Linked DNA regions of Mus musculus: region 2 is linked to region 1. Evidence: chromatin loops called from intact Hi-C (ENCODE). Cell type or tissue: gastrocnemius. All regions are shown on one strand. Each heading gives the region's core, and the rest is flanking DNA. Links, peaks and the distances in the headings are about the cores only. Region 1 holds the start of Ceacam9 (carcinoembryonic antigen-related cell adhesion molecule 9). Region 2 overlaps Arhgap35 (Rho GTPase activating protein 35).

Evidence for each region. Peaks named below come from ENCODE experiments on the same cell type or tissue, not always from the same donor. Only the 100,000 strongest peaks of a DNase experiment are listed, where the experiment ranks them.
Region 2: it touches region 1 in a loop (2.1-fold over the local background); 3 of 42 quality-filtered maps call a loop at or near these places.

What each region holds. Positions count from the first base shown.
Region 1 is chr7:16,719,736-16,736,123 of GRCm38, reverse strand. It overlaps Ceacam9 (carcinoembryonic antigen-related cell adhesion molecule 9), which reads right to left and starts at 14,195. Exons shown (of 3, transcript NM_011927.4): 1 at 14,094-14,195; 2 at 12,140-12,499; 3 at 10,014-10,925. The coding sequence starts at 14,154. The coding sequence ends at 10,642. It also overlaps the pseudogene Gm5586. In gastrocnemius, for the core only: a CTCF peak has its summit at 7,334 (motif pointing right); a DNase peak (open chromatin) is centred at 7,319; H3K4me3 peaks cover 514 bases; H3K27ac peaks cover 1,576 bases.
Region 2 is chr7:16,481,967-16,498,354 of GRCm38, reverse strand. It overlaps Arhgap35 (Rho GTPase activating protein 35), which reads left to right. Exons shown (of 7, transcript NM_172739.4): 7 at 345-3,882. The coding sequence ends at 702. Among named protein-coding and RNA genes, the nearest start is that of Npas1, 13 kb to the right of the region's middle. In gastrocnemius, for the core only: CTCF peaks have their summits at 4,756 (motif pointing right) and 8,206; DNase peaks (open chromatin) are centred at 4,767, 6,402 and 8,207.

The DNA.
Region 1 (16,388 bases), core at 2,992-10,991:
ACATATACAACACTAACACACACTAACACACACACAGCACTAACATACACACAGAAGCACAGAGGATAAATTTAAAAGATGTAAAGAGAAAAGCAAGGGGAGAATGTCCTTGTGCGTGTGGGGCTCTTCCTGGAATAAGCCCCAGCACCAATGAGCATGGAAGAGAGCCCTGGTGGACCTAAGCAGGTGAGCTGCAGGAAGGTTTCCCTCCCAGGTCTGGTTGGTATTCTCATTTTATACCCTAAAGCCACAAGGTGGGGCAGTGGAGGGAGAGTTTTAGGGAAGCCTGTGTGGCTTCAGTGGCAGGGCAACCACCCAGGTTGTTTGAGCTGTGTCTCCAGGTTATTCTGTCCCAGGTGGTGAGTGATGTCACACTTACTAATTAAGCAGTACAGACAGCACTTTAAGTGAACCACTGAACAAGCGGATAAACCTAGTAATTGGTCCTGTCTCCTCCCTTTCTCTTCGTCTACATCACTTACGAATATGTCCTGCAGAAAGCGGTTGGTACTCTGGCCTGCCAGCTGCTCTTCTATTGCTTTCCTTCTAGTTTTGATGAAGCTGGACGGGGAGTTTAAGATGCGTGGTCCAGTGGGGCTGGAGAGATGGCTCAGTGGTTAAGAGCACTGACTGCTCTTCCAGAGGTCCTGAGTTCAACTCCCAGCAACCACACGGTGGCTCACAACCATCTGTAATGGAATCCTATGCCCTCTTCTGCTGCGTCTGAAGACAGCTGCAGTATACTCATTAAATAAGTAAATAAATAAAATAAATAAGTAAATATGTTCCTAATAGAAGAGCCAGCACCCTCATCATAAGCAGCCCCATAGCAGAGGCAGCCAGGCTCCCGCCCCCACCATGTTGTCCGTATTTACTCCATGGCTCTCCTGTACTTTTTGCCTCACTTTCCCAGTAACACACCTTTGGCGATTCCTCATACGATTCCTGAGTAATTAGCATAAAACAGCATTCTTTATTTTAAATCGTGGACATGCCTAATCCTCCACGCTTTTGGAGGAACGTTGCAGCCAGTGCATCTGTCTGGTTCTGGAGAGTGACTGTGCTTCCCTGAACAACGGTTCATCTTTATCTGAGTGGGGATCTGGCTGTGCTGAGCGTACTTGTTAGATGCCTATTGCAGAGGCACCTCATGGACCCAGGCAGGGCCATGCCTAGCAGGACTGGTATAAGTACAGGAGTTCTCTTACTTTTTAAATCTAAGGGATGTAAGTATGGCTGGACATCACTTCCTGGGAGCATATCAAAGTCGAGCACTGGTCAGCCTCTGTCTCCTGGGTAGCAGGTGTAAACACCGTAGGAACAGGTTAAGTATGTACCATTAGGAGCTACTGCTCTTTTAATTAGTCTAGTACAGCCCCTTTCATTTCCCACACATTGGCCTACTTCTGTGACCTGAGCAGGTAGCCCAGTTAAACATACCCCTTTTGTGTTATTAGTCAGGCTTTGGTTGATCATTCCTACTGCAGTGTAGGTAACCTGCCTTCACACAAGCACATCCAACAGTCCTGACTGGCTTAGCCAGGGTTTACTGCTGTGCACAGACACCATGACCAAGGCAAGTCTTATAAAAAACAACATTTAATTGGGGCTGGCTTACAGGTTCAGAGGTTCAGTCCATTATCATCAAGGTGGGAGCATGGCAGCATCCAGGCTAAGAGTTCTACGTCTTCATCCGAAGGCTGCTAGTGGAAGACTGACCTCCAGGCAACTGGGGTGAGAGTATTAAGCCTACACCCACAGTGACACACCTATTCCAACCAGGTCACACCTATTCCACCAAGGCCACACCTCCAGATGGTGCCACTCCCTGGTCAAGCATATACAAACCATCACACTGACCTAGAGATAGATCTGTTAGATTAAGAAATTCATAGCTGGCATTTAATAAAGCCAGCATTTTGAGATACGGCTTTCCCACATGGAGGGCTTTTCTATGTTCAGTTCCTGTATTATTCCTCCCAGGTTGCCCCACAAAGGCCCATTAGGGTCTTAATTCCTTGTGCCTCTCTGGTAGCTCCTTTTATGGTGAAGTTTCCACATGGCCAGTATTTAAGGTAACACCAATAGTTTTTTTTTTTTTTTTACTTCTGGCCCCATGTCCTGAGGCTGTCCTGACTGGGGACATCTCCAAAAGGAATCAGTCTGTCTTACCAGTGTGGCTGGTTCCACAGTCACATGATGAGGTCTGAGGTATGATCTGTGGCTGGCCTATGCCCAAGGAAGGGGGCAGTTAGCTCCAGGATGGGCGTCCAGGGATTAGAACTCCCCTGGGATGAGGTTGAGGAACTGGTTCAGACCTGTATCCGCAGGATCAGGAAGGACAGCAGAGAGAATTGGAGAAGCTGAGCTGTTGTCTCTATTCTGAGGTCATTTCCAGGTGGTCAGCGTCAGAAGCTGCTCTGGGCCAGCTTTCACGGTCCACTTCTGGCTCAGGTCCGAAGCAGCCTTGTCCATAGCTCGATTGTAGAGAGAATAACTGTGTCTGAATGGATGTGGCACCTGTCAATAAAAATCTGATGGCTTCTGACTTAGAAAGGAAATAGGAGGTGGGACATCTGGGAAGCAGAAAGGATTCTGGGATAGTGCCAAGTAAGGGAGATTCACCTGGGAAGATGTGACAAGACAGACACCTCATGGTATCTGAGCAGAGGTGACTGGCCACGTGGCAGAATGTAGATTAGAATAAATGGGTTATTTTATGAGGTAGTTAGAGCAGAGCCTAGCTATATGGCCAAGGTATTTGTAAATATACTTTGAATCTGAGTCTTATTTCCTGAGCACAGGACTGGGAGGAAGAACCAGGCCAAACTTCTACACTTGGTACCGTCAAATTTTTGTTCAGTGTCAGCTAAGTCTTTTTTTTTTTTTTTAAGATTTATTTATTTATTATATGTAAGTACACTGTAGTTGTCTTCAGATACACCAGAAGAGGGCATCAGATCTCATTACGGGTGGTTGTGAGCCACCATGTGGTTGCTGGGATTTGAACTTCGGACCTTCGGAAGAGCAGTCGGGTGCTCTTACCCACTGAGCCATCTCACCAGCCCCAGCTAAGTCTTTTAAGAACTACTGGAAGTTGGATGGTGGCGCACGCCTTTAATCCCATCACTCAGAACGCAGAGGCAGGCAGATCTCTGAGTTTGAGGCCAGCCTGGTCTACAGAGTTCCAGGGCATCTGGGCCTAAACAGAGAAGCCCCGTCTCAGCAAAACAAAAACAGAGAACCACTTAGGGCAGGTGTGTCCAGTAGAGGTCCCCTGAGTCCTTTGGAAGCAGTGGATGTGAGTGTCCAAACATGACTTCAAAAGTAAAGTAACTGCATTTATACAGCGTACCCTAAACAGTACAGGTGGTAGAATTTCTGGCCAGGGAAGTCTGTTTCGGGGTAGTGTTTGTCCAGTGCCATTTTAACAGTCTTATTCATGTTCACAACCACACTTAAAGATTGATGGGTGGTAGTGTGTGCACAAGTTCCAGGCTAATTCTTCATGCAGTAGGAAAGGCCCAGCCTGAAAAAGTGCACACCATAAGCCTCAAGTCTTGTTACCTCCTGCTGGGGTCAATGTCAGTAAAGACCACTTCTGGTGTTTAAATGGGTAGGAGTCCAGCTTGTGTGTTAGCATGAGGCTTTGAGTGATTGCTTGGGATCATTCTGAGCACACTGAGAATAGTCTTTGGGAGCTTGCTGGGCCAGCGTTGGCAGCCTTGAGACCACCACATATATATGCAACAATTCTTTTGTTGTTGCTGCTGTTTGCTTTTAAGACACCCCTGGCTGTTCTGAACTATAACTCTCTCTGAGTTGGCCTTCCAAGTGCTGGTGTGACAGGGCCCCAGACCTTAGCACACTGACTCCGTGGTGGAAGTACCAATCAGGTTGTAAAACTCAGCACAGACAGCACCACCTGCCAAAACGAAAACAAAGACCTAATCCATCAAAGTCCATAGTTCTGGGAAAGTCTCTAACTGTACTAACCTTGCCTTTTTAGCTTCTGTTGTTTTGCTTCTGGCTAACTGTTCTTGTTAACTGGAGGATGGCGACCTAGAACAGTTTTTATGCTTAAACGCTCACCCGGAGAACGGTTCAGTGGCTGACTGACTAGTAAACACTTCCTATTGGCTTATAGCCATGTCTGAGCAGTCTTTCCTGGTGAGTACCCCACAACACCAGGGTCAAAGGCATGTGCCACAACAACTGGCTTCTTTCAGTGGTTCTTGGAGGGCAGTGCCCCCCGCACCCCGGAAAGCTTTGTGAGAGTTTGCCAAGTGTGATGGTTTGTATATGCTTGGCCCAGGGAGTGGCACTATTTGGTGTAGCCTTGTGGGCGTAGGTGTGTCACTGTGGGAGTGGGCTGGAAGTGGTCATCTCTGGGATTATTATTTTCCTATCTGTGGTAGTCAGCCAGTCCTCCTGATTTTTAGTAGCCCCTTTATCACTTTTTTAAAGATTTATTTATTTATTTATTTATATGTAAGTACACTGTAGCTGTCTTCAGACACTCCAGAAGAGTGGCATCAGATTTTGTTATGGATGGTTGTGAGCCACCATGTGGTTGCTGGGATTTGAACTCGGGACCTTCGGAAGAGCAGTCGGCACTCTTAACCACTGAGCCATCTCGCCAGCCCTATCAGTTCTTTTTCATTTAAACTTGTGAATTATTTATTTATTGTATGTGTGGGTACGTGAACATGCCACAGTGTCCATGAGTAGGCCAGAAGAAAACCTTCCTCCAGCCTGTTATATGAAATAAATGCAGCGGTGGCAAGGGTCAGGGGGTACCTGGTAAGCCATGCCAAGGCACCCCTGAGAAATCACACCATGAGGCAGACCTGGTGTCAGGGATGGCTATTGTAGGGAAGGGAGGGGAGTGAGGACCTGGAGAAGGGGTAGAGGTAGAGAAGGGGGACAAAGGAGGGCAGAAAGAAAGACAGAGAGGCCAGCTGGGAATGTATGGGGACAGAGAGAGAGAATGGCGGGGGGGGGGGAGAGTAGAGAGAGGGAGAGAGAGAAGAGAAGAGGGACTGGGGTAGTGAGTAGTCCTCTAATACACTGCCAAGTCACCTGCACCTGGTGGTAGCAGCGGCGCAGGTAGTAATGGCGGCAGGTGATGACGTAACTGTTGCTAGGTCCCTGGGAGGAGTCTAGCAGAATTATCTGTAAGCCAACACAGTTGGTCTAGGGAATCAAACTCAGGTCATCAGGCCTGACAATGTGGACTTTACTCACTGAACCATCTCCCTGGCCCATGTCAGTTGTGTTTGTCATTCTTTTGTTTCTGGCCTATTGTGAGGGGAGTTCTGGACGGTAATGGGATAGGACTTTGTTTTTTTTGTTTTTTTTTTTTGTTTTGCTTTTGTTTTTGAGACAGGGTTTCTCTGTATAGCCCTGGATGTTCTGGAACTCACTTTGTAGACCAGGCAGGCCTCGAACTCAGAAATCTGCCTACCTCTGCCTCCCGAGTGCTGGGATTTAAGGCGTGCACCACCACCGCCCAGCTGGGATAGGACTTTGGAGCTGTGTCTTGGACTACCTTGGCTCTTGGTGTGAGTCTGTCAGTGTATCATTTCCATAGCTAGGGGGGCCCACACAGCTCCTAGGAACTGGAGGGTTTGGACTCTGGGTTTAGCTTCTTTGTTCCCTGAGGTAAGCAGCCCCCTTTCTTGATATATTGTTGTTTAGAGTCTCTTATTGTGAGGGGCTATTGTCCTGTCATAGGTTTCAGCTCTGACCAGTAAAAGATTCCACATCTGAACTGGGGAGCTGAACTTTGTTGGGTGTTAGGAGACAATCTCTACTACAACTTCTACACAATCATGGAGGGGCTCTTCCTCCTCTTCTGGCAAGTATGTGGCTGAATAACATAGCTGCCACTTTGGATGAAGGAAAGGCCCGATATTCCCTTAGAGAACACACTGGAATGGGCTTGTATCTGGAATGCATCCCGCAGAGGTTGGCAGGGCTGGGCTGTGGCTGAGGCTGGTGAGCGTTGCGTAGCTCACTACTTTCAGAAGATGGGATGAGATGGTCTTGCAGCCATCTTGGTTCCCTGTGATGCTGACAGTTGGAACAGTAGGGAGGCAGCATCATGTGAAAAGTTCCATCCCCTGGGGATGCCAGTGTGGGTGCTTCCTTGGTGTCTTCAGGCTTAGCAATCTTTGCACAACTGTGTGGGTTTGTATTAGGACTGTGCAGACCTTGTGACAAGAGTTCTGTAACCAGGAGCTGGGGGAGGTTATATGTTCCACTCCTTGTAGTGCATAGAGTGGGGTAGAAGGTGCCTGCTTTGCCAGCCTCCTCACCATGATTTAACCATGCTCGGTCACTGTAGTCTCCCCTCCCCCAGTCTGAAACCTGATTGTTCAGGGGTGGAGCTTCCTGCTCAATCATTCTGCCACTCCCACTGCTGGAGCCTGTCGCTTTCCTGTTCCGAAGCCATCACGTGGTCACCCTGCTACTGGACTCCGAGATTATTTGGTGGGAATCGGGCCCCCTTCCCCTGCTTCATAACTGCGTGTGGAACAGTAAAATTGAGCTTTGATCAGAATGCCTGTCTTAGCTGCATCATTTTCTCTCGTCGCCTAGCCCTTCTTCTCTTCCAGGTTTCCAAAATGCCTGTCCAGGCTAGAACCCAGGCTGTGATCTGCTGGCCAGACACAACAGGTCACCTCTGCTGGTCACCTCCTATTAATGGAATCAGATTCTGTAGCTGCAGGTGTATGGAGAAGGCAAGTGTGCTCACATTCATCCACCATTCATTCATTCATTCATTCATTCGTTCATTCAGAAGTTATAGACTCCCGTTTTAAATTCCCAGTCTGTCTATTTCTCCAGAGATCAGTACCAGTACCTCCTTGGTCCTCATAGGGGCTTTGGATGCAGTCCTCTGGGGTGAAGAGCCAGGCTGCACTGGCTCTTCCTGCCTGTCTCCCCTGGGAGGGGGCGAGTCCTTACCCGATCTGGACTCAGAGACTCTGATCCTGGGTGTCATAGGCATTTTGGCCGCTAGAAAGGGGTCCTGGAATCCCATCGGATATGTGGGTATGCGTTCCTCCTGGCTCCAGAGACCTTTGGTTGTCTGAGAGGCCCTGGAGAGGCAGTCATTCTTGATCAACTGGGGTCATGGTGAAGGACATCCTGTTAGGGCCTCCAGAAATGTTGTGGGAATCTTTCTGGAAAAAGCCACTCCAACACCAACAAGAGTGGATGAGAAGTGGTGTCACTGGTGGACCAAAGCCAGGATGGCTCCTGAAAGGTTTCCACCCCCAGACCATGTTTGTATTCTCATGTTATACTCCAAAGCCACAAGGTGGCGCGAGTGAGGTTTTTACAGAAGCCCCTTGGGAAGTCAGCGGTTGTTAAGGGCACGGATCCTTTGTTTAGACATTCTTTCCAGGTAGCAAGTGAAGTCATGCTTGGTAAACAGACAGTACGGGCAATGACTGTATCAGTCAACGGATCCTTCCTGCCTTATCATACTTCACCTTCACATTTGTGTTTGTCGCTGCATCATTCCCACTGCCTAGAAACTGGAACAAGCCTGGTGTCCCTTAGGGGATGACTGACTATGAAAATGTGATATAAATAGACTGTGAAGAGAGAGGAAAGCCAAATTTAGAGAGACAAACACTGAGTGTTTCCTCTCCTATGCAGAACCTAAATTTAATTTAATTTTTTAAAATTTTTTTTAAAATTTAATTTTTTTATTTTTTAAATTTTGTTTTGAAACATCTTAAAATGTGATTGATTAATTGATTGATTGTGTGTGTGTGTGAGAGAGAGAGAGAGAGAGAGAGAGACTGATTTTTGGCATGGGATCTTGCCATGTTGATACTCACTATGTGACCAGACTAGCCTCTAACTTGCATTGATCCTCCTGCTTCAGCCTCCCAAATGTCAGAATTACAGCCATTCACTGAAACTCCTGGTTTAACATTTTGTTTATAGATACACACGTGCGCGCACACACACACACACACACACATAATCTCCCTGACAAAATAGGTATGGTGGTGAGTGCTTTTAATCCTTGCATGTGGAAAGATTGGGAGTTCAAAGTCATCCTTTGCTACTTATGAAGTTTGAGCTACATGAGACCTCAGATCAAGAACCCAAAAGGAGCCTGGTGGTGGTACATACCTTTAATCCCAGGATTTGGAAGGCAGAAGCAGGCACATCTCTCTGGGTTCAAAGCCAGCTTGTTCTACATAGTGAATTCCAGGATAGCCAAACCAGGCTGGCCTTGAAATCCGCCTGCCTCTGCCTCCCGAGTGCTGGGATTAAAGGCATGTGCCACCACGCCTGGCTGAGAAACCCTGTTTTACAAAACAAACAAACAGGGCTGGTGAGATGGCTCAGTGTGTAAGAACACTGACTGCTCTTCCAAAGGTCCTGAGTTCAAATCCCAGCAACCACATGGTGGCTCACAACCATCCGTAATGAGATCTGATGCTCTCTTCTGGGATGTCTGAAGACAGCTACAGTGTACTTACATATAATAAATAAAATCTTAACAAACAAACAAGAAGAAAGAAGATGACTCAGGGGTTAAAAAAGTCACACTACCTTTGAAAAGGACCCAAGTTCCATGTCCAGTCAGTCTTTGAGGTGGGTGGGGTGGGATCCAACACCTTTAGTCTTTGACATTCACATGCATATATCACATCTGATAAAGACGCTACTCTGTGCTTCCCACATAAGCTGGGCAGTGTCTGTGGTCTCCTGAACTCTGATTGATGCTTCGACAGCTAACATGGCCTTCCCGCTAAGTGTCCAAGTTGATGCATGCCCAGCATCACCACGCACGGACAAACACATGTCCTGAGTTTTCCGGACAGATCGTCCATGGAGCCTGTAAGATTAACCTGACAGGACCTGGTCAGCTAAGGGACACACTGTTGGTAGACTTTGTCTTAACTTTGGATAAGTGTTCTGAGAGAAGCTGGGTGTGGAGAGGATGGGTTCATCTTACAGTGTCCACACTCAAAAGTGGTTGATATGCTTGCATAGCAGAACATCCCCAAGCTCCATTGTACCCTTCTCCCTTGGATGGGGCACAGACCCCACTACAGTTAGTGCTTGCCAGCCTTGTTACACGGTGAGGATGCATGGGGAGATATTGGGTGTACAACCCGGCACACTGGAACCTCCTCTTCAGCAGGGCTGGTGAGTTACTCTTCATGCCTCATGTGGCAGGGAGATGGGTCCTCACCCTCTCAAGCAACAGAGGGGAAGTAGCAATCACTTTCCACTCATTGTGTCCCAAGCTGACATAGTATGGTGCTGTTGACAGGGACAGCTTTACTCAGGCCACCACCTCTTCAGTCCTCTTCCTCTTAGCAAAGCTAAAGGCTGAAAGGACACATCTCATGTCCTTTGGTATCTGTGCGGCTCTATCCTTGTGAGTCCCAGGGAGTTGCAGATAAATTTAAGACTAAAAATCAAATAGGCCGGGACTAGAGAGAAGTCTCAACAGTTAAGCAGATGTCTGGCTGCACTTCCAGAGTACCGGGGTTTAACTTTCAGCACCCTCATCTCAAGGCAGCTGACACCTGTCTGTAACTCCAGCTCCAGAGCTTCTGACACCTTCACACACACACACACAGACACACACAGACACACACACACACACACGCACACACACACAGACACACACACACAGACACACACACACACACAGACACACACACACACAGAGACACACACACACACATGCATGCACACACACACAGACACACACACACAGAGACACACTCACCCCCACCCCACCCCCACACAGACACACAGACAGACACACAGACATACCCACACACACATGCACACCCACACACACCCACACACAGGCACACACACACAGACACCCCCCCACAGACACAGACACACACACACACACACACACACACACAGGCGAAGCACCAATGAACATAAAATAAAAATAAAATTATATAAAAAAAAATCAAATAGACTGTCATCTAGTGGTTGACAGTAGGCAAGAATGTCCTTTAATGTCCTTTAATTTAACCAGGTGGCTTGAGAGAACAGAATCATGATTCGTATGATGCTAACAACAACAACAAAAAAGACAAATGCCATGTACACAGAGGCAGAAGCAGGCTGACAGCTATCAGGGCTGTAGGAAATGGAATACGCTTAGAAATGGTCTGGAGAGGTGTCTGGGCGGCAACGGTGTGAGGCATGACTGGGGCACGTGAGAGGAGAATGTGTCTGTCTCTATGCTAACACTGCACTGTTTTCAACAGGGGACTCAAAACATCCAGAAATTTGGGGACTCCTGGAATCAGCTCTCCATGGATCTGGAGGACTGGCCATATTCAACTCAGAACCTAAGCCCTTAGTTATAATCCCTTTGTAGTTTTGCTTACTGTGTTGATTGGTTTTGAGACTCGGTCTCTCTTTGTAACCCTGGCTGGTTCAAACTCATGATCCTGCTGACTGGAGTTTTACCCTGGGATGGCAGGGCTCCGTCACCACGCTGGCTGCCTGGGATGGCAGGGCTCCGTCACCACGCTGGCTGCCTTGGTTCTTCCCTAGAACTTTTCTTCATTTTTAGCATCATTAACAAAGAATTCCCTGCCCCCGTGACGCACGAAGAGAGAGGCCAGGTCACTCACTAGTCACAGACATTTGGAGCGGGAGACTCATCTTAGAGCTGTAGCCGTTGGAGACCTCGCACTGGTACTCCCCAGCATCCTCCCTCTTGGCTGGGTCTATGGTAAGTCTGCTGTTTTTCTGGGACAGAGTCATCCTGTCATTGAAATACAGGCCCTGGTGATTGAAGAGCCAGCGGATGGAGAGTCCAGGGTCTTCTGAGACACATGTGAGGGTCACAGAACCAGCTTCTGTTACCGCGGTGCTGTCTGCTTGGAGGGTAGGCTGTGCCACGGGCTCTGTGAAGGAACAGAGGAGGGACCGAATGATGGTGGCTCACCCTCAGATCTCAACCAGCCCTCTCAGGTCCACAGACACCTAGAATGGCCTCCAGGGTGGAGAAGTTGGGATCAAGGCTGTAGACAGATATGTACTGCTTCAGATCTGCCACCCATGGTCTATGTGGCCCTAATTTAGCCACTGTGTTTCCTGTGTTTCTGTTTTTATATAATAGAGCACTTGGCTGGGCAGTGGTGGTACATGCCTTTAATCCCAGCACCAGAGGCAGAGGGGATGCAGAGAGACAGAGGCAGGTGGCTCTCTGTGAGTTCCAGGCCAGCCTGGTCTATAGAGTGAGTTTTGGGATAGCTAGGGCTACATAGAGAAACCCTGTCTTGAAAAACCAAACAGTAACAATTGTTATTAATATTATAAAATATATAAAATAATTGTTATGACGATGTGATAATAATAATTGATGTGATGATGACAATGATGATAACACATGATAAATGATCATTACCATGTCTATAAAGTGATCTTAAATGTAAACAAGGACTCTTTACAGATGGGAGCTGCTCAAAATGTCAGAGTCTATTACTCAGCCTATGAGGGAGAGTTGACTGGGCTGGACCCCTGAGGACAAGCAGTTGCCAGGAGGACCTGTATCCTCATGAGACCCTCAGAACAGTTGGCTCACAGCATGGACACCTGTCCATCTGGGCTCTGCATGCTGAGACTCAGGAGAAGGCTGTGCCCAAGTGACCTAGTCTGACAGTGGTCCTCCAGACAGTGCCCAGGCTGGTTCCACCTGCTATGAGACAAATAAGCAATAAAACCTTGATCCCTGTCATCTCTCACAGGACGTGAAGGTCCCCAGGGTTCCCTGGACTAGATGTTCGTGCAGAGATCTGGAGTCAGGACTTCTTTGTGGCCACCTTACTGTGAGGACCCCATGACTTCCTCAACCAGACGTTGCCGGAATCCCGAGGGTTCATGGTGAAGCCCCAACACTCAGACTGTGTTACAGAGTGCGCCCTCTTCTCTGGGGGGTGGAGCCAGGGAAAGAACTCTGACCTATTGTAGGTTTTCCTCCTCGGTGTATGTCCTGCACTAAATGCTCAAATGCCAGCGAGGAGACCAGGAGATGTGTATAGCCGATGCCTGATGGTCCTATAAATAAAAGGAGCACACTCCCCGCCCCCCAGCACCCAGAGGTCACGCAACCACTTACCCTGCACTTCCAGATGCACATGTGTTAATTCGCTTTCCATTTCCGTGTTAAATGTTAGTAAGGTATAGACTCCACTGTCAGCCTTGGTGACGTTTCTGATCAGCAGGGATCCACTGTAGAATACGGTTTTCCTATCACTGTGCTGAGGCATCTTCGAACTTTGGTTCGTGGGTGTTAAGTACCGTGCGACTTCGTAGCTCTTCGTCGAATCTCTCTGTTTGTACCAGTAAAACGCCTGGACGTTCAGTGGCATTTCATGCACAAACAGAACGGAGTTTCCGCCTTCGGCAACCATGGGTGGCACTAATTCAATAGTGAGCTCGGCAGCGGCGGGTGCATTCCAGCAGGTTAAGAGGAAGGCTAGGAGAGAAAATCCTATAAATATCGGGACCTTAGTGTTTGGTGAGATGATCCCCAAGTCCTGAGCAGGTAGGTGTGTTCGTCTCTTAGCCGAGGTGTGGGTTGAGGGTGTGCCTCACTTGCTCGGTGCAGGGGAACTGTGTCATCTATATTCCCCAGTCCCCTAGAGTTGGAGTGCCCTTTGTATGGCTCTCTCTCCTCCCTTGTCTGCGTGGCTCGTGGCTCCCCACTCACTCTGCAAGAATACACTGAGCTTGGGGATGCCTTCCTTGGCCTTCTCCAGAGACGCTGGGTCATCACTACCAAATGCCGTTGTTCTGTTCTCTGTGTTTGCAATCAACCCCTTGCTGTGTTTTCTAAAAGCTCTCATGCCCCGTCTTCCAGTCCATGAGGACAGGGCCTAGGGAAAGGGCTTTGGGAAGGCCATGTGCCTGAGAAAGGCTCAGACTTCTGTGGAAGAATGAATGAATGAATGAATGAATGAATGAATTGCAGGGCTGGGGGTGTCTAGGGGCTTACAGTGTGCATGTGTATGTGTGCGCGTGAGCATGTGTGTGTGTGTGTGTGTGTGTGTGTGTGTGTGTGTGTGTGTAGTTGTCAGCAGGTAGCTAACTCCCTATCTCCCAAGCTGCCCTTCCAGTAGATTCTGGGTTCCCTGAAGCTGTATGAAGAGAGGAACAGCCTGTCCCAGTTCCTAAGACACTGTCCTTCCTAGGTGTTCTGACTCCTGAGAGTGCCAGGCACCTAGGAACATGCAACCTCCATCTTCACAGGTTAAGGCACCCCCTGCTCACCCACTGAAGGCACTAAGGCACCCTTCCTCCGCAGCTTCCCCGCGGATTCCTCACTTCCCCACAGTGAGAATCAATCCTGCTTTCCTGCTTTCCCCTTCCCAACCACACACACCCATCCTCTCTCACACTGCATAAATCCTGCAGCCTCACAGAGAGCCTTGTCTGAGTCCTGGATTGCAGCTCACTTCTCTCTTCCCATCAAGAGAATCTCTCCAGGGCCACCTCCTCTTTTGTCCCAACATTTCCTCTGTGCCCTGCTGCCAGCTCTTCCTCCTCAGAGGGAGGAGACTGCCATGTCCTCTGTAGAGTCCCAGGCCCTTCTCCACCCTCTCTCCACCCCCATTGCCTGTCTTTTCTGTGTCAAAAGCCCCAGCACAGCCCTGTCCCCTGCACTCCCTCCCAAGCACACCTCACAGCTCAGCATCAAGGCCCTGACCCCCATTCCAGAGCCCTTGATGGGTACAAACACTGGAGCCTGGATCTGACCCAGGGCATTTGTGGTCCTCTGTGTGCTGTGCCCTGGGAAATCTCTGGTGGGGAGCAAACCCCCATTATGATGGCCACTCCTGTGAGGACTCCAAGAGTCAGGGCACAGCCATGTGTCCTGTTGGCACTGGTAACTTTAAATAAAGAGGGATCTGGCTTTTCCTCCCCTCTGAGCACTCCTTGCTCCCTGAGAGCATCCACCTGAGCAGCCTGGGTCCCTCCGTGTCCTCCCCTCTCAACCTGAAGCAGAGGGTCCTCCCAGAGTCCCTTCCTGTCAGAGCATCCTCCCCACACCACTCCAGGGCTGGCCTCACCTGTGAGCAGGAGCCCTTTGCAGAGAAACAGAGAAGGGGACTCCATGGTCTCTGCTCCCATGTGTGCTGTCCTGGTGTCTGCCCTGTGGATCCTTCCCTCTTATTTCTCCTGTCCTTACCCCAGGGGCATCTCCCAGAGTCTCATGGGCTGTGTGCAGGGAATCTGCCCAAGGCTATGATCTGTGATCTGCGTCAACTCTTCTTGCTGGAGGTCTGTCCCTTCTTCTTTTCCCTCCCCCACCCCAACTGTCTCTAAACCCATTCATTCTTTAAGGTTTTTTTTTTTTTTTTTTTTTTTGTAATAATGCATTCAGAAATTCTTATGTTATAAATAATGGTCGAAGACCTTCCAATATTAAGAAAAGTCATGAATGGATTTCATCTTCTTCTGCCTCCCTCCCAAACTCAATTTTAGTCCCAGCATTTTTACTTTATTGGGTCTCCATAGCCTGAATGGCTGCCATTTGCCCTATTTCTGAAGTTCTGCATTTCTCTCCCCCTTTTGCACCTGGGAACAACCACTCGATCAGGAAGTGAGTCCTGACCACCTGGGCCCCTCAGACAACTCTCCTCCTCCAAAACTGCTTACCCATTCCTCCCACTGCCTGTGACACGGGAGAGGGCAACTGTCCCAGCTCCCCAGCATTCTCTGCAAAATCATTGAGGTTTTATTTATTTTTAATTTTTACAGCTCATGCATCTCTCTGATTGACATCCAGATCTCAAGCTCTACCCAGTCCCTAGGGCTCTGGTTCATGTGACTTCTAGTTGTGCAGGTCTCCAGGGTCACACTGGGGAATCTTGGTGGAGGCTCAAGCTGGCAGCCCCTGCTTCTTCTTAGGTGATAATTGGTCAGCTGTTCGTTCATTTGTCCTGGTGCAGGTGACAGGGGAGGTGTAAGGTAGGGAGGGAATGAAAGATGGCTGCCCCAAAGAAGCCCGCTTCCAGGATTTGACTTTCTTTTTTTCTTTTCTTTTTAAAATTTGTTTTATTTCTTTTATTCATATGAGTACACTGTTGCTGTCTTCAGCCACACCAGAAGAGGGCATCAGATCCCATGACAGATAGCTGTGAGCCACCCTGTGGTTGCTGGGAATTGAACTCAGGACCTCTGGTAGAGCAGTCGTTTCTCTTAACCACTGAGCCATCTCTCCAGATGGATTTGGCTTTCTTGGCTACTATTCGCCTTCTTAAGCACCGGGAAGGCCCTGTCTAGTTACCTGCTCCCACAAAGGAACCCCAGTTCCTGAGCCCCTCCCTTGTGCACCCATCTAGATTAGACACACTGGAGGTGAGCTTGGGAGTCCTGGCCTTGCACTCAGGTCACACAAGAGAAAAATTCATTAAGCAACAGGAAAGAGTCACTGTACCCAGAAGGGGTCATCTGACTCAGCCCGATGGACATCGGATACTAGACTAAGCAAGGACAGCAGTTAGTAAGTAGAGAAAAATGTTTCTCTTTTGACCACCATGAAACTGATTCCCAAGTCTCCCATTGCTCTAACACTGAATTAATTATTCAGTCACATTTATTATTTTGTGTTTACTTTTAATTGAACCTAGTAAGCCTAAAACTCATTATACATTCCCAACACACGAATTCTCCTGCCTCAGTCTAAGTGCTGAGGCTACACACATACAACAGTAAGGTGCCACTTAATAGTTGTGTAACCTTGTCTTATAAAACCTCTAGGGGCTGGTGAGATGGCTCAGTGGGTAAGAGCACCCGACTGCTCTTCCGAAGGTCCAGAGTTCAAATCCCAGCAACCACATGGTGGCTCACAACCATCTGTAACAAGATCTGACTCCCTCTTCTGGTGTGTCTGAAGACAGCTACAGTGTACTTACATATAATAATAAATAAATCTTAAAAAAAAAAAAAAAAAAAAAACCTCTAAGGTCTCTGGAAGGACTATTTATCTAATGATGTCTAATACGTTTTTAAAACATAAAAAGAAGCCAGCGGTGGTGGTACATGTATTTGATCACAGTACTCAAGAAGCAGAGACAGGCAGATCTAGTGAGTTCGAGGCCAGCCTAGTCTACACAAAGCAATTGTGGGATAGCCAGGGCTACAAAAAGAAACCCTACCTTACCCTTTTGGCTCTCCGGTCGGCACCATGGCAGTCGGCAAGAACAAGTGCCTGAAGAAAGGTGGCAAGAAGGGAGCTAAGAAGAAAGTGGTCGATCCATTTTCTAAGAAAGACTGGTACGATGTGAAAGCTCCAGCCATGTTCAATATTAGGAACATCGGGAAGACACTAGTCACGAGGACTCAAGGAACCAAAATTGCCT
Region 2 (16,388 bases), core at 3,218-11,217, 240 kb after region 1:
TTCTCACAGCTGCTCCTCGTCCATGTCTCGGTGCTCGTGTGAGACAGATCACATATCAGGAGGGGTGCCTTAGGACAGAGCAGCCTGTCCTATGATGTGAGCAAAACCCTTTACTGATAACCAGGTTTAGCCACTCATGGTGGGACTGTTGGCAGAGGGATAGATAGTTTTTGGAGCCATGCACTAACTTCCTGCCCATCCCAAGCATCATCACCAATTTGGTTGATAGCCTGGGCCCTAAAGCTCCTTGAAGCTGGTGACAGGTTCAGGTAGAAGCTGGGCAGGCAGGGAAGACACCCCTGAGGCCCTGTGCAGATCTCACCTGCCTTTGCTGTCACCTACAGAGTCAGCCACAACAACAAGGTGAATCTTATGACCAGTGAGAACCTGTCCATCTGCTTCTGGCCCACGCTGATGCGGCCTGACTTCAGCAGCATGGACGCGCTCACAGCCACGCGCTCCTACCAGACCATCATCGAGCTCTTCATCCAGCAGTGCCCCTTCTTCTTCTACAACCGGCCCATCAGCGAGCCTCCAGGGGCTGCGCCTGGCTCCCCTTCAGCCATGGCTCCCACTGTTCCCTTCCTCACCTCTACACCTGCTACCAGTCAGCCATCACCTCCCCAGTCACCTCCTCCAACCCCTCAGTCCCCAATGCAGCCATTGCTGTCCTCTCAGCTCCAAGCCGAACACACGCTGTGAGCCACCACAGCCCAGGAAGCAGGAAAACCAATCGTCTTCTTGACAGGGTGGCATTTGGCCTTGAACAAAATCAGGTCCCCTGGGGTGGAAGTCACAGCCAAGCGCCTTTTTAAGACTTGAGTGGTGGCACTAGCCAGTGTCCCCCATGGCTGGGCAGTTGAGCACCTGCTCTTCACCTGCCCTGGCTATGGCTGTGGCAAGCTGTGAGCCCTCGCCTTGTCTGGGCCAATCTGAGGACTGAACTGACCAGATAGCGGCCCCATCACCCCTACTGCTCCTTGGACCCCTTGGCCCAACCTGTCTGCCTGCACCAGCGTCAGGCCCCACCATCGGGACATCACCCCAGCCTCTGCCAGGGGCAGAGGTAACCCCAAGCAGGGCTGGCCCCTCTAAAGAGGACATTTCCCAGTTTGTCCTTTCTTGTCCATACCTACACACACCTGCAGCGGGGGTCTGGGGAACATGTGGGCTATGGCTCTGCTACCCCGTAGGACACACTGGGTCACTGGCATGGCCCAACAGCACAGCAAGAGGAGAGCTTTGTGCCTATACCCAGTGTGTGGCTTTCCTCCAACCCCTTCCCAGACTTGTGATCCATTCCCTGCAGCAAAGGAACACTGGAAGAAAGATGGAGCTCCTCCACAGAGACAGAAAGAAACCACAGCAAGAAAACAGACCTCAAGTTTCCACTCTGACCTGCCAGGTGGCCACTGGGTAAACAAGTCCTTTTGTCTATGTATGACAGCAAAGCAAGGACACCTGGGCAGTAACTGCAACCACAGCCCCCTCCCCCCACTCCCTAAGAACACAGCCCTTGGAAGGATTGTTAGCATGGCCCCCACCCCTCCTGCCAACCAGCACACTACATACACTACTATAGAAACACTACAGGTGTGTGCACACAGCACTCAGGTTGGCATGTTTGGTGTTGAAATGGGGTCATTTCATTCCATGTTATGAATGCAACCAGAAAGGGTGTCTGGGATATGAGCAGATGTGGCATCTTCCAGAAATGATCATCTGGTTATGGAATGAAGGGACCTGTTCTCAAGCAAAGGTCATCACAGTGACCCAACCCAGACACTTCCCCAGCAGCCTCCCCATACTCTGCTCCTGATGTGGCAACCCTTGTCGGCTCCTGCCTTTGCCCCCCACTTTAATCTAAGCACTGGGCCATGAAATCTGACACTAAGGTACCCTGAGCATAGGAGGGGCATGGGTCGCACCATTGCACTTTAGAAATAACACGGAGTGTTCCCAAGGGCCTCAGGTGGACTGCCACCCTGCCTTTATCTCTGTAGGATAAGAGGAGGATGACTGGCCTCTGGCCCAGGTCCTGGCTGTCTCCCTATCTCTAATACTTGGCAACATAAGGTGCTTGCAAACACTAAGGCTGCCCCCTGCAAAGTAAACTCCAAGACAAACCAAACCCAAGGTACAAATGTGTTACACATAAATGTTTTCCTTCCTGGGGGTCTGTGTTGGATGTTGTGGGCCTGGAGTCAATAGGAACATACAATGTGTGTAGTGTCCGCTAAGGTTGCAGTTGGTCCCCTGCCCTGACTTCATGCCCCAAGCCTCAGCTATTGGAATGGCTTCCATTCAGTAGCTTCTGTGTTGGTCCTTTGTAGAGATGGAAGTGGAGCCATCCTGCTGTGAACAGTTATGAACCAGGGGAGGCTGCTGCATGTGCCTATTATGTTGGCAGTGGGTGGCAGGCAGAGGCAGGCACGCGATTAGTAGAGCCCTGCTTGGGCCTCACTTTGTGGACACCAGGCTGGTGCACCTCCCTTTTCAGGCACTCTGAGTGTCCTTCCCACCCATGACAAGGCAACCACAGAAGTCAGAACAATCAGGCTTGAGTGGGTGGCCAGGTCAGCTACTGCCCTTCCCAGAAAGCCCTGGAGGTGACCATAGCCTGTCACCACCCAACATCACCACGGGCTGGGTTTTGTGTTTCACATTGGGTAGTATGCATTCTGTCTGCACTGTCCCACCTTCTCATCTCTACCTTTTAAGGGATATGGAAAGGTCTGGAGCTCTGTCTGACCCCACACTCTCCATTTTCCCCAGCCAAGGCAGACAGCAGCACTAGCAGACGGTCTTAGAACCTTCACACTGTCTCTACCACTACATGGAATGACATAAAAGCAACTTGTAGGCCAGAGGGGTGGGGTGAACCCTTCTGTGGTCTGTACCCCTGGTCTAGTGGGAGGAATCCCTGAAGACCTGCATCCCCTAAGTGAGGACCCTACAGGGTACCTTGTGCTCTGCCCCCAGACCCATAGCCTTAGCAGTGGGCCAACTACAATCCTCATCTCCTAAAGTCATCTACAGATGGCAGGTGGAAGAAAGTGGTTCTCCATTCCACATCCACTGCCAGTGTGCATGGGGAGGGCAGGGGATGGACTGGGTCACTCTAGGACTGCAGCAGCCAGGGACACTGTAGAGAGGCTAAGGCTAGAGGCACTATTACCCAACCATGAAGCCACCCAAGTAGTGGAGCCAGGACATAAGTTATTGTTCACATTAAAGAATCATGTTCCCTGTGTACATTTTAAGCAAAGGAAAAGTCTTGGGATTGTATGGGAATAAAACTTGTTTGAAAATTTGGAATAGTGCTGCTGTCAGCTTATTTTTCTGGTACTTGTATTTTCTATGTTAAATGATCTTTATATGTGTTGGATTAACAAATATTTTGAGTTTCCTGAAAACAAACAGAAACATTAATGGTATTGAAGTGTGTTAGTAGTCTGGCCGTGTGCCCAAACTTATGTTTCGCAGCAAAAGTGGAAACCTGTCTGTAAAGCAAGTGTAACGATGATTTCCTGTATCATGGGGGCTCAAACCAGGACCTCTCTAGTTGCTGTTAGGAATGTCTGCTTCATTTCCAAGCTTTTTTTTTTTTTTTTTTTTTTTTTTAAATACGTCATGGGTTTCTGAGGCTCCAGCCTGTTTAGTGCATGGGCAGCCATCCTGGCAGCCAAGACATCTCTGACAGAAGTGTTTTTGTTTGGTTTTGTTTTTTAAGATTATGTATTTGCTACAAAGTATTGTACTTGTCTCAATGGGAATGGTGTTAAAAAAGAAAAAAAGACAGAAAAGGCCTTATGTGATATGTATCATAGTTAATAAATCAATCTTGTAAAAAAAAAAACCATAAATAAAAACAGGCCTGAGAGAAATGAAGGGCCGCAGTCTCCACAGCAGCCTGGGGCCAAGTGGGGACAGTCCTACCCCTCATCCTCTGCAGCCGTGTTGAGAGGACAGAAGTCGGAGAACTGCAGATGGCCAGAAGCTTTGGAAAGTTGTAAGAAGTGAGAAGGCTAGCCACCTAAAGAAGCCACAGCAAAAACATTTCCACCACCCCTGAAAATACTGAAAGAGTAACTGTGGTGCACACATGTAGTCCTAGGACCAGGTGTGCTGAGACAGCTGGTTTTAAACATCTGTGTAAGGAAGTTTGAGTGGTTGTGAGTGTGGGCACATGGCTATCACGAAGGCCCATCAAAGAACACCTTGGTGAAGTAGGATCATCCCATCATCTGGATCCCAGATGGTGGCAAGTGCTCTTTCCTCTGCCTCCATTCCAGTGCTCTAGAATACTGTAACTCAGGCCTGCTGAGATTCTGATGGATCCCCACATGCACGCTTAACCTGACCTCCCTTGACCCTTCCTTCCCTATGGCAGGGGCCTAGAAGTTCCTCATACAGGATGTCTATCACAGCACCACCATGGATGGGGAAAAAACTCCAGGCAGCCTCAAACTTCAAGCCTACCTACCTACCTCCTCCTCCTCCACCTCCTCCTGAGTTTTGTTTTGTTTTGTTTTGCTTCAGGTTTCTCCATGTAACCCTGGCTGGCCTCCTATGTGTGAGTTAGAGGCAGTTGTGAGCCGCCCAATAAACCGAACTTGGGTCCTCTGCAAAAGCAGCAAGCTCTCAATCTCTGAGCCATCTCTCCATCCCCTATTCAGTTTTTTGTGGTTTTTTGTTTGTTTTTTGAAACATAGTTTTATATGAATGTGTTTTTGTGGGTAAATGCAGTGCCTGTGGAGGCCAGCAGAGGGCATAGGATCTCCTGGAACAGGGGTTACTAGTTGTGAGCTGGGAAGAGAATTCTGGTCCTCTATATAAACAGCATGCACCTTTAGCCACTAAGCCAACTCCACCCCAAGATGGTACTAATGTATAGCCCAGAGTGTTCCTATACTTGGTACAATCCTGAATCAGCTTCCTGAGTGCTGAGATTACAGGTGTAAGCTACCACTCACATGAGTCTAGAGTTCTAGTGGGCACATCTGTGACTCTCCTATGCCCAGCCAGAATGTCGTCACCTGATTCTAGGCTGGTGCAGTGGCACGTTGGGTAAAAGTACTTGCCACCAATTCCTGAGGACTTGATCCCTGGGACCTCCACAGTTGTCCTTTTGTTTTTATTGTTTAGTCTGGAGGAGCCCTCAATATGTAGCTGAGGCTAGCCTTGAACTGATTCTCCTGCCTCCAACTTCCCAGGTAATAGGGTTGCAGATAGGCTACTCCCCACCCCATGACTAGGAAGCTCTGAAGTGTACTTAACTTGGCATTAGATTGTCTCCACTCATTTAATTCAGAATCCCAGAGCATGTGCTCTGTGCCGGGCTCCAGGAAGCACAGCCACAGGCACAGCTCTGCCTGCCCAGAGCCCACTTCTCAGTGGAATTATCAGATGCTGTCACAGCTGTGTGACCAGTGGGTCGCTCTTTAAGCTCTCCCTGAGGAAGTGACTCAGTTAACAGCATATACTGCTCTTGCAGGGATCTGAATTCCGTTACCAGCACCTACACAGGCTAACTACTGATTGCAACGCTTCTGTCCTCCATCAATCCCTGTACTTATATGTACATGCACCTAATAGTAAATCCATGAAAGGCAGCCAAACCTGGTGTTACAGGCCAATCATAGTAGCTACTCAGGCTAAGGCAGGAGAATTTCCCTTTTCAGGCCTGCTTGAGCCACCAAGGAATTAAAGGTTTAGCAAGATTATCTCACAAAACGTAAAGGGAGGTGGGTGTGGATCAGTGGTAGAGTTTGCCTAGCATGCACAGGCAGAAGGCTATGTGTTCGGTCCTCAGGGCAAAAAGGGACAAAATATTAAGCCAAGTGTGCCTATAGTCTATAGGCATGCCTATAGTCCCCACAATCAAAACCTGAGGTGGGTGGGGTGCAGGACAGAGAGATGGCTCAGCAGTTAAGAACACTGGTCTTCCAGAGGATCTGGGCCCAATTCCCAGCACCCACACATATGGCAGCTCAAAATCGTAACTCCAAGATCTGACACCCTCACACAGAAGGCAGGCAAAACACCAATGCATGTAAAATGAGCACACGTTTTTAAAAAGCTGAGGCAGGTGGATTATGAGTTTAAGGTACACTTTGAGACCTCATCTCAAAATCACTAAAAAACATCAATAATGAGAGAGACAGTCCAAGCCAGAAAAGATTTGAGTGAATCCTAGCCTGGGCGCTGAGTCAGTTGGATTAGCACACTGCGAGAATGTGAACATGAGAAGGAGAGGTGGGGGTTGGCACATCTTAGAACTCCAGACAACAGAGTCAGTTGAATGTTGAGTGCACCTGTGAGAACCAAAGCTGGACATGCCAGAATTGGCATCAAAACAACACCTGCAGAGAGAATGCACTGCCTTGTTCCATGTGGCCACCAGGGGTCAGCAGAACACCATCCTGCCCTGCTGCATACAAAAGTTGAGATTGGGAAGAAAGCACCCTAGGGCTGGGGAGTGTGGGGGAGCGGCTAGGGAGAGACTTGTTCTGAAAACTGGGCCCTAGAATCAAAGTGTCTCACATGGCATACTACATCATTCTCAGTTGGTTAATTCATCCACCAACCTCATCTACCAAGTCCATTCATTTATTCTGCCACTGTTACAGAGGTGAGGGAACAAGCCCCACTGAGCTTTATAAACTAAGAACTTAATTCAGGCCAGGTGCAGTGCGGGGTGCCAGACATCTGTAATCTTGACACTGGGGAGCCTAAGTTGTTAAGACTGGCTTAAGTTACACAAGACCTTGTCTCAAGAGGGGAAAGGCAACATGGGGCTGGAAGGCTGTTCTTGTGAAGGACCTGGGTTCGATCACCAGCACCCACATAGGGTCTCTCAACCATCTGTAATTCCAGTTCCAGGGGATCTGATGTCCTCTTCTGGCCTCCGTGAGCACCAAGCCCCAAAACTTAAATGCAGAAAAAGTATATAAAAGTAAGATAATTTTGAAAAATTGCAACAAAGACTGATAACCTGAATTCAATCCATAGGACCTACATAGGAGATGAGAATGGACTCTGTCTGATCTCTACACACAATAAGCAAATAACTAATAAGGGCTGGAAAGACGGCTTAGAGGTAAAGAAGTACTTGCTGGTTTTCCAGAGGTCCTGAGAGGTTCCCAGCACCCATGTTGTGACCTCACTTCACCTACAGGGGATCTCATGCTGCCTTCTGGCCTCCAAAGGCATTGCACATACCATAAAGTTTAATACATAAATTAAAAAAAATAAAAATGGGCTGGTGAGATGGCTCAGTGGGTAAGAGCACCCGACTGCTCTTCTGAAGGTCCAGAGTTCAAATCCCAGCAACCACATGGTGGTTCACAACCATCTGTAATGAGATCTGGCACTCCCTCTTCTGGAGTGTCTGAAAACAGCTACAGTGTACTTACATATAATAAATAAATAAATCAAAAAAATAAAATAAAAATAAAAATAATCCTTGAATCTGCAAATGTGATTCAGCAGTATAGAAAACTGGCTGCTCTTCTAGAGGACCCAGGTTGGATTCTTAGCACCCACATGGTGGCTCACAAAATTTGTAACTCTTTTTTTTTTTCATTTTTTATTAGATAGTAGATTTATAAAAATTAATAAATTCGTTGGGCAGTGGTGGCACATACATTTAATTCTAGCACTCCGGAGGCAGAGGCAGACAGATCTCTGAATTCGAGGCCAGCCTAGTTTACATAGTCAGATCTAGGACAGCCAAGGCTACACAAAGAAAACCCTGTCTCAAAAACAAACAAGCAAATAAACCTATCAATAAATTCGACTGTGGTAACCTACAACTGCAATTCCGAGAGGCAGAGGCAGGTAGATCTCTATCAAGGCCGGCCAAGGTTACATGGTGAGATCCTGTCTGAAAACAAGAAATAATTGTAAGTGTAAGGGCTGGTGTGTCACTTGGATGCTAGAGAGCTTGCTGGTGTGCAGGAAGCCCTGGGGTTGAGCCTCAGCACCGAATACAAGTAGAGAACATCTAATCCCGGCAGTGTTTGCCATGCACAGAGCTCATGCACAAAGCCAAATGCAATGGCCACACATCTCTAATCCAGCAATCCTACTTTGAGAATCGAGGCAGAGACGGAATCGCCACGAAGCTCAGGGGCTAGCTTGCCTGGTATACCACGCGTGGCACAAACAAGCCCCTTAGCAGTCCTCTGACCATTGGGTGCCCCCTGGCAATCCCAGACAGAACTTCAGCTCCACTACCCAGCAAGTTTTCAAGTCTTGCAAGTTTTCACCAGCTCCCCCTCCCCACCCCTCCTGTTTCTGCCATACCCAGCGCCAAGTTGCCAGCCAATCCCACCAGTGATAGCTTAGAAATACCACATGAGTCTAACAGACTTGGTGGCATTCGCCCTTTATCTCAGCATGGAAGGATATCTGTGAGTATGAGAGCAGCTTGGAATATACCGAGTTCCTGGCCAGTCAGGGCTACATAGGGAGACCCAAACTCCGAAAGAGAGAAGGCTGGGGAAGGGATGAGGGATTCCGTGGCCTTTCAGGCTATCTCCCACCCTGTTCTTTCCCTAGTGGGCCTCATCCACACAAAAATCTTGCTGCAGAGTTCAGCCCAACAGGAAGCCCAAAACACAGGCATGGCAAAACCAGATTTATATTCCAGCTCCTCCACACCCTGGCCTTAGTTGCGCATGTGGGGATCTGAGCTGGGACAAGATGGGCCGTAACAGGAAAGGATTCACACACACACACACACACACACACACACACACACACACACACGTTCCCTTTCAGCCTTCCACTTTGCCAGCCTTGCCTTTTGTCCCTCCCTCTGGATTCCTCAACGCTTCCTTTGGAGCCAGTTCTGAAACATCAAACTGCCAGCAGTGGGGTGAACCCTCAACTGCTGTGGTAAGACCATCCAGGTCACAGATGGGACCCAGACCCCCGAAATGGAGCATGTGTCTACAGGTTTGCAACTCACACAGGGTAGGGTAGAGTGTGTATAGAGGACACGTGTGGCTTTGGGAACAAATCAATTCCCAGCATGTGAGATAAGCCCGGGCAGCTAAAACCAGCACAGCTTAGCTCTCTTAGCACTTTTTGGCCAGTTTCTGTGTATTTTATGAGACTCCAAAAGTTTTTGATCTGCAAAGTAATGAATTTTGCCATGTTTGAAATTAAAAGCTGAGAAACATATTTTTAAAATAGACAAATGAATCTGGCTGGAAGCCTAGCAAGGTGGCTACAAAGTCCAGGCCAGGCAGAGCTACCAAGATCCTCTGTCAAAAATAACAAAACAAAAAGAGGAACCAGGCAGCATGGCCCACCTTTAACTGAACCACTTGGTAGGCAAAGTCAGGCAGATTTCTGTAAGTTCAGACCAGCCTGGTCTACATAGAGTTCTAGGCCAGACAGGGCTGTGTAGTGAGACCAAGTCTATAAGTAAGTAAATAAATAAATAAACAGTGTGGGTGTGGCTTAGTGTGACTAGAATTCATCAAGTGGAGTTGGTTGTGGCATACCTCAGTGGTAGAGGTTTGCCTAGAATCCCCCAGGGAGGGGCTGGCATATGGTTCAATAGTACCAATGAACGTTCCATCATACAGAAGCCATGAATTCCATTCCCAACAACACCGGAATAGCTTTGTTTTATTTTATCTGTGTGTGTGAAATATCTCATTTACAAGGTAAGATAAGGCAGACGTAAACATGGAGAGAATTAACTTCTCTTTTTTCCAAGGTAGGGAATTGAACCTAGGACCTCATGCATGCTGGTCAAGCTCCCTCCCACTGAGCTACAGCAGTGGGGAAATGTATTTTCAAATACTAAAGCTTTCAGTGAGAGCAGGGATACTGTTTTTCACTTTCAAATCTTGTTAATGTTCTGTTCGTGGGAAGATGGTGAATCCTTGGGGCTGTGCCGTCCCCAGCACCACATAAACCAGGCAGGGCAGTGACTCACTTGTAACCTCCACCCGTGGAAGACAGAAGCAGGAGGACCAGACGGTCAAGGGGCTGACCTCCGCTTTGTAGGTAAGTCTGAGGCCATCCTAGATGCCTAGACGTCCTGGTTAGTTGGTGGTGATGGTGGTGGTGGTGGTGGTGGTGGTGGTGGTGGTGGTGGTGGTAGTGGTTGGTTGTCAACTAGACACAAGCTAGGATGATCCAAGAAGAGGAACCTCAATTGAGAAACTGCCTCCATTAGATTGGCCTGTAGGCAAGTCAGCATGAGCATTCTCTTAATGATTGCTGAGGGAGGGCCCAGTCCACTATGGGCAGTGCCACCATTAGGCGGGTAGTCCTGGGCTGCATAAGAGAGCAGGCAGGGCTAGCCACAGAGACAAGCCAGTAAGCAGTGTTCCGCCATGGCCTCTGCTTCAGTTCCTGCCTTCAGGCTCCTGCCCTGACTTTCCTTCATTGTAAAATAAAACAAACCCGATTTTCCTCTTGCCTGGCCCCTGCTCCTAGAATGATGACATTATTAATAAATGCCTCAGCCATAAGCTTTGGCTCATTCCCTGACTAGCTTATAACTTATTTAATCCATTCAGACTATTCTATGTCTACCACTTAGTAGCCTTCCTCCAGACCCAACCTGCTTCTTCTTTAGAGTCTCCTCCAGCATCACACTCATATCTCCCCCCTCATCTCTCCCTGTGTCTCCTTTTATTCTTTCATTCTTTCCCCCAGAATCCTCTCTTCCTCCCAGTGTCCCACCTCCAATTTCCTGCCTCAGCCCATTGGCCGTCAGCTTTTTTATTGACAGGTGATGGCTGTATAGGAGATTCTCTCTGCACCTCGTGAAGTATTACACACTGAAAAGTTAAACGAACCCTTTTCTCTCTCTTAGATAGGGTTTCTACTGCTGCAATGAAACGCCATAGCCAAAGTAACTCGGGTAGACAAGACTTTATTTGGCTTATAATTCCACAGCACTGTTCATTATTGAAGGAAGTGAGGACAGAAACTCACACAGGACAGGAACCTGGAGGCAGGAGCTGATGCAGAGGCCATGGAAGGTCGCTGCTTACTGACTTGCTGATCATGGCTTCCTCAGCCTGCTTCCTATTTATTTATTTATTTATTATATGTAAGCACACTGTAGCTGTCCTCAGATACTCTAGAAGAGGGCATCCGATTTCGTTACGGATGGTTGTGAGCCACCATGTGGTTGCTGGGATTTGAACTCCGGACCTTTGGAAGAGCAGTCGGCGCTCTTAACCACTGAGCCATCTCGCCAGCCCTCAGCCTGCTTTCTTATAGAACCCAGGACCACCACCCTAGGGATGGTCCTACCTACACTGGGCTGGGTCCTCCACCATCAGTTACTAATTAAGAAAATGCCCTATAGGCTTGCCTACAGCCCGATTTATGGAGGCATTGTCCTAATTTGAGCTTCCCTTCTTTCACAGAACTTTAGCTTGGGTCAAATTGACATCAAACACTTCAGCACAATTGACCCCGAGTTAACTTGACACACAAATGCATCGCTGTTAAGCCACACCCTTTCCTTTCTTGTTCATCTCCATATCTGACAGCAATACAGGCATCACAATACAAGCATGTTACAAACTTAAAAAGTACCACAGCCTTAAAAATTCAAACAATTTAAAAGTTGTCTTTCTAAAAATTAGCCAGTCTTAGCCGGGCAATAATGGCGCACACCTTTAATCCCAGCACTCCAGAGGCAGAGGCAGGCAGATCTCTGAGTTCGAGGCCAGCCTGGTCTACAGAGGGAGTTCCAGGCCAGCCAGGGCGACACAGGGAGACCCTGTCTCAGAGGGGGTTTGGGGAGAAAGGATTTCTGTAAAATCAAAGGTGAAGTAAAGTGCTTTTTGACTTCAATAGGTGTCTGAGGGTCCCATTGCTGTAAAGAGACACCACAAACACGGTAAGCCTTATAGAGGAAAACATTTAATTGGGGCTGACTTACAACTTCAGAAGTTCCGTTCATTACCGTCATAGTGGGAGACACAGCAGCGTGCAGGCAGACAGTGTTGGAGAAGGAACTGAGAGTTCTACATCTCAATCCTCAGACAAGGAGAGTCTGTGTGACTCGGGATAGCTTGAGCATGTATGAGACCTCAAAGCCCATCCCCACAGAGACACACCTCCTCCAACAAGGCCACACCTCCCAATAGTGCCACTCCCTAGGGGCCAACCATTCAAACACGTGAGTCCATGGGGGCCATTCCTATTCAAACCACTACAACAGGGAAGAGCCAGGCCCAGTCACAATCTGAACAATGCAAAACCAGACTCTGAAAGCGTAAATAACGCCGTATCTAATGTGTGGATCCACTCACAGTCTTCTGGGATCCTCCAAAGGGCCTGGGTCACTTCTCCAGCTCTGCCCTCTGCAGCACACACAGCTTGTCTTCTGGGCTGCAGCTGACTCCACCCCACTGCTGCTGTTCTTGGTAATCATCCCATGGTGTTGGGGTCATCTATTTGGCAATTGGACTGTGCTTTCACCAATAGCCTCTCATAGGCTCTCTTCATGGTGCCAAGCCTCAGCTTCTCTGCATGACCCCTTCAGCCCTGGGCCTTTATCTACCACTGATGGTGATGGTGATGGTGATGGTGGTGTTGATGGTGATGGTGATGCTGACGGTGACGGTGACGGTGACGGTGACGGTGACGGTGACGGTGACGGTGAACGTGAGGCTGCACCTTCACCAACGGCCTCTCAGAATGCCAGCCTTCAGCTCTCCATGACCTGCCTTTATGCCTTCAAAAACTGGTACCATCTGGGTGACTCTTAGACTACTAAGTTTAGCTGCCAGCATGAGGTACAACTTTGGTTGTCTCTGGAACCCAGCCTCTATGTGCTCCCAGGAAACACTTCCTAGAAGATTTCACCTGAATGATACTGGTCTTTTGGCAAGGGGCTGGTGTGTGTGTGTGTGTGTGTGTGTGTGTGTGTGTGTGTGTGTGTGTGCAAGGAATGAGACAGGGTTTCTCTGTGTAGCCCTGACTGTCCTGGAACTAGATCTATAGACTAGGCTGGCCTCACTCACAGAGATCCACCTGCCTCTGTCTCTCCAATGCTAGGATTAAAGGTGTGCACCATCACCACCTAGCCTAGAATCTTTTTTCCCCCAATGTCTTTTTTTCATAATTTATGTATTTATTCACTTTACACCCCAATATCAGCCCCCCATATTCTCCCAGCCTCCCTTACATAGTTCTTCTCACCATTCCTTCTTCCCCTTCTCCTCTGAGAAGAGGGGAGGCCACCCTGGGTATCACCCCATCCTGGCACATCAAGTCACTGCAGGACTAGACACATCGTTTCCCTTTGAGAACAGGGTAACCCCCCTAGGTACCACCACCCCCCCCATCCTCACTGCAGGACTGTGTGCATCTTTCCCCCACTGAGGTTTAACAAGGCTGCAGCTAGGGGAACAGAATCCACTGGCACACACAGATCGAGGGACAACCCCTGATGCAGTTATTGGAGGACCCTCATGAAGACCAAGCTGTACATCAGCTACATATGGGGCGGGCCTAGGTCCAGCCCATGCTCGCTCTTTGGTTGGTAGTTCAGTCTCTGGGAGCCCCCCGAGGGTCTAGGTCAGTTGAGTCTGTTGGTCCTTCTGTAAAGTCTCTGTCTTCTTCAGGCCCCTCAAGCCTTCCCCTAACTCTTCCACAAGACTCCCCAAGCTCCATCTAATGTTTGGCTGTGGGTCTCTGCTTCTGTTTCCATAGGCTGCTTGCTGGGTAGAGTCTCTCAGAGGACAGTTATGCTAGCTAGGCTCCTGTCTGCAAGCATAGCAGAGGATCATTCATAGTGTCGGGGATTGGTGCTTGCCCATGGGATGGGTGTCAAGTTGGGCCAGTCACTGGTTGGCCATCCCCTCTGTCTCTGCTCCATCTTTGTCCCTGTGCATTTTGTAGACAGGACACATTTTAAGTTAAAGGTTTTGTGGATGGATTGCTGTCCTTATCCCTCCCACTTCAGGTTCCACATCCCCCTGCTAGGAATCCCAGGTAGAGTCATCCCCATAAACTCCCTGCAGCCTCCTCCCAGTCCCAAGTCTCTGCTGGTCCAGAATCTTAATTCAAAATAACAAACAGCCCCATGGAGTCTTTAAACTTCCCTTTGAAACTTCTCTAGCCAGGTCTCCATCTTCTGCACCGCCCTCAACATTCTCATCTGTTGCAGGATATTGGGTCATACTGTGACCCCCAAGATTGTGTTGTTTACTGGAAAAAAACTTTCTAGTCATGGTGTGGCTCAGCCTTAGCAAAACCTTTATCTCCCTGCATGGAATACAGATCCCTTTAGCACACACCTTTAATCCCAACAACGAAGATAAATTTAGTTTGTAGGGCTGGTGAGATGGCTCAGTGGGTAAGAGCACCCGACTGCTCTTCCAAAGGTCCGGAGTTCAAATCCCAGCAACCACATGGTGGCTCACAACCATCTGTAACAAGATCTGACGCCCTCTTCTGGAGTGTCTGAAGACAGCTACAGTGTACTTACATATAATAAATAAATAAATAAATTAAAAAATAAATAAATAAATATAATAAATACATCTTTAAAAAAAATTTAGTTTGTAGAAGAAAGCACCCATGTTTAAAAGTAATGTCTAGGGCTGGAGAGATGGCTCAGTGGTTAAGAGCAAGCTCAATTCCCAGCACCCACACGGTGGCTCACAACCATCTGTAATGGCATCCGATGCCATCTTCTGGTGTGTCTGAAGACAGCAACAGTGTACTCATACATGAAATCAATAAATAAATCCTTAAAAAAAAAGCCAGCAGTGGTGGCGCACACCTTTAATCCTAGCACTTGGGAGGCAGAGGCAAGCGGATTTCTGAGTTCGAGGCCAGCCTGGTCTACAAAGTGAGTTACAGGACAGCAAGAGCTATACAGAGAAACCGTGTCTTGTCTGGAAAAACCAGAGAGAGTGGGGAGAAAGAGAAAGGGGGAGAGAGAGACCAGGAGAGAAAGAGAGAGAGAAAGAGAAAGAGAGAGAGAGAGAGAGAGAGAGAGAGAGAGAGAGAGAGAGATCTGGAGAGAAAGTCTAAGTGAGTGGCAAACAAAGTGACGAATCAGAGAAAGACTTGACAGAATAGGATCTGCCCACCTCTCATGAGAAGGGGGCAGTGCAGAGAGGAGAGGGAGCAGTTGTACAGAGACAGGTTGCAGAGAGAGAACAACAAGCTAGACACAGAAGAGAACAAGCAGAGAATGAGAATGAGTCAGAAGATTAGAATATATTGCCAAAGCAGAACAATTCAGGAGAAGCTGAGAAAAGCCAGTTTGAACCAGTCAGCTTGGAGAGGAGTCTGAGCCAGACAGCTGAACTGAATCAGCCAGCCAGAGCTCAGAAAGAGTTAGAAAAGGTGAGCTTGTTCAACAGTAAGATTCAGAGGCCGGCAACATTCTAGGCCTTGATAAGACTGAATGGAGGCTAGAAGTTTCCAGGACTAGGCCTAGTTTAGCAGACAGGGCCAGTAAGCTTCAGAAAGGGCAATTACACCAGAGGAATGAAAGTTACTTTCACACTCATCTTTCACCCTCCTACAGAACAGCTCACTGAACACCCAATGGCGTTTCTTACACAAGTTCCAAAGTCCTTCCACAGTCCTCTCCAAACACAGTCAGGTCTGTCCCAACAATATGCTGCTTTATAGTACCAACTTGTCTTAGTTAGAGTCTCTATAGCTGCGAAGAAACACCTGTTGTGTCCGGAAGCAATTATGAACCCCAAAAGACCACTAAGGAGCTGACGCCAATGTAATCACATTAGGGTCTCTTTATTACAAACTCAAGTTTGGACTTACTTGCCATGGACCCATAGGATAGTCTGGTGAAGCTGCCCTGAACCCTCATTGGGACAGGGGTTTATAGGAAAATTGGAGCAAGTGACAGGGTGTCCATTTTGACAAACATCTAATAGACGAACTATGATAAGCTGGCTGGGGGTTGCTCTGAAGCAACAAATGGTCTGAAAGTACATCTGAAACAACCAGACCCACCTTTGATTGATGGTTGCTGGGAAATAACGCCAGGGAATGGGCCAAGGACACGCCATGGGGTTCTTCCTGGTACTTGGGTGCAGCTTGGGTTTAGCTGCAGGTCAAGTTCTCAGGATTTTTTGGCTTATTTATTTGTTTGTTTGTTTGTTTGTTTTCAGATAGAGGCCAGTCCCAAGATGGAATAAGTTTGGCCTCTCACACCATGACCAAACTCACTTGGGGAGGAAAGGGTTTATTTGGCTTATGTTTCCAAACCACTGTTGATCATTGAAGGAAGTCAGGACAGGAATTCAAGCAGGGCAGTCTCAAAGCACCTGATGTTCTGGAAGGTTCACTGCTGAGGGAAAAGTGTAGGATGGCCTGTGGGAGGCAAAAGGCCGGGCTTGCACACCCAGGTT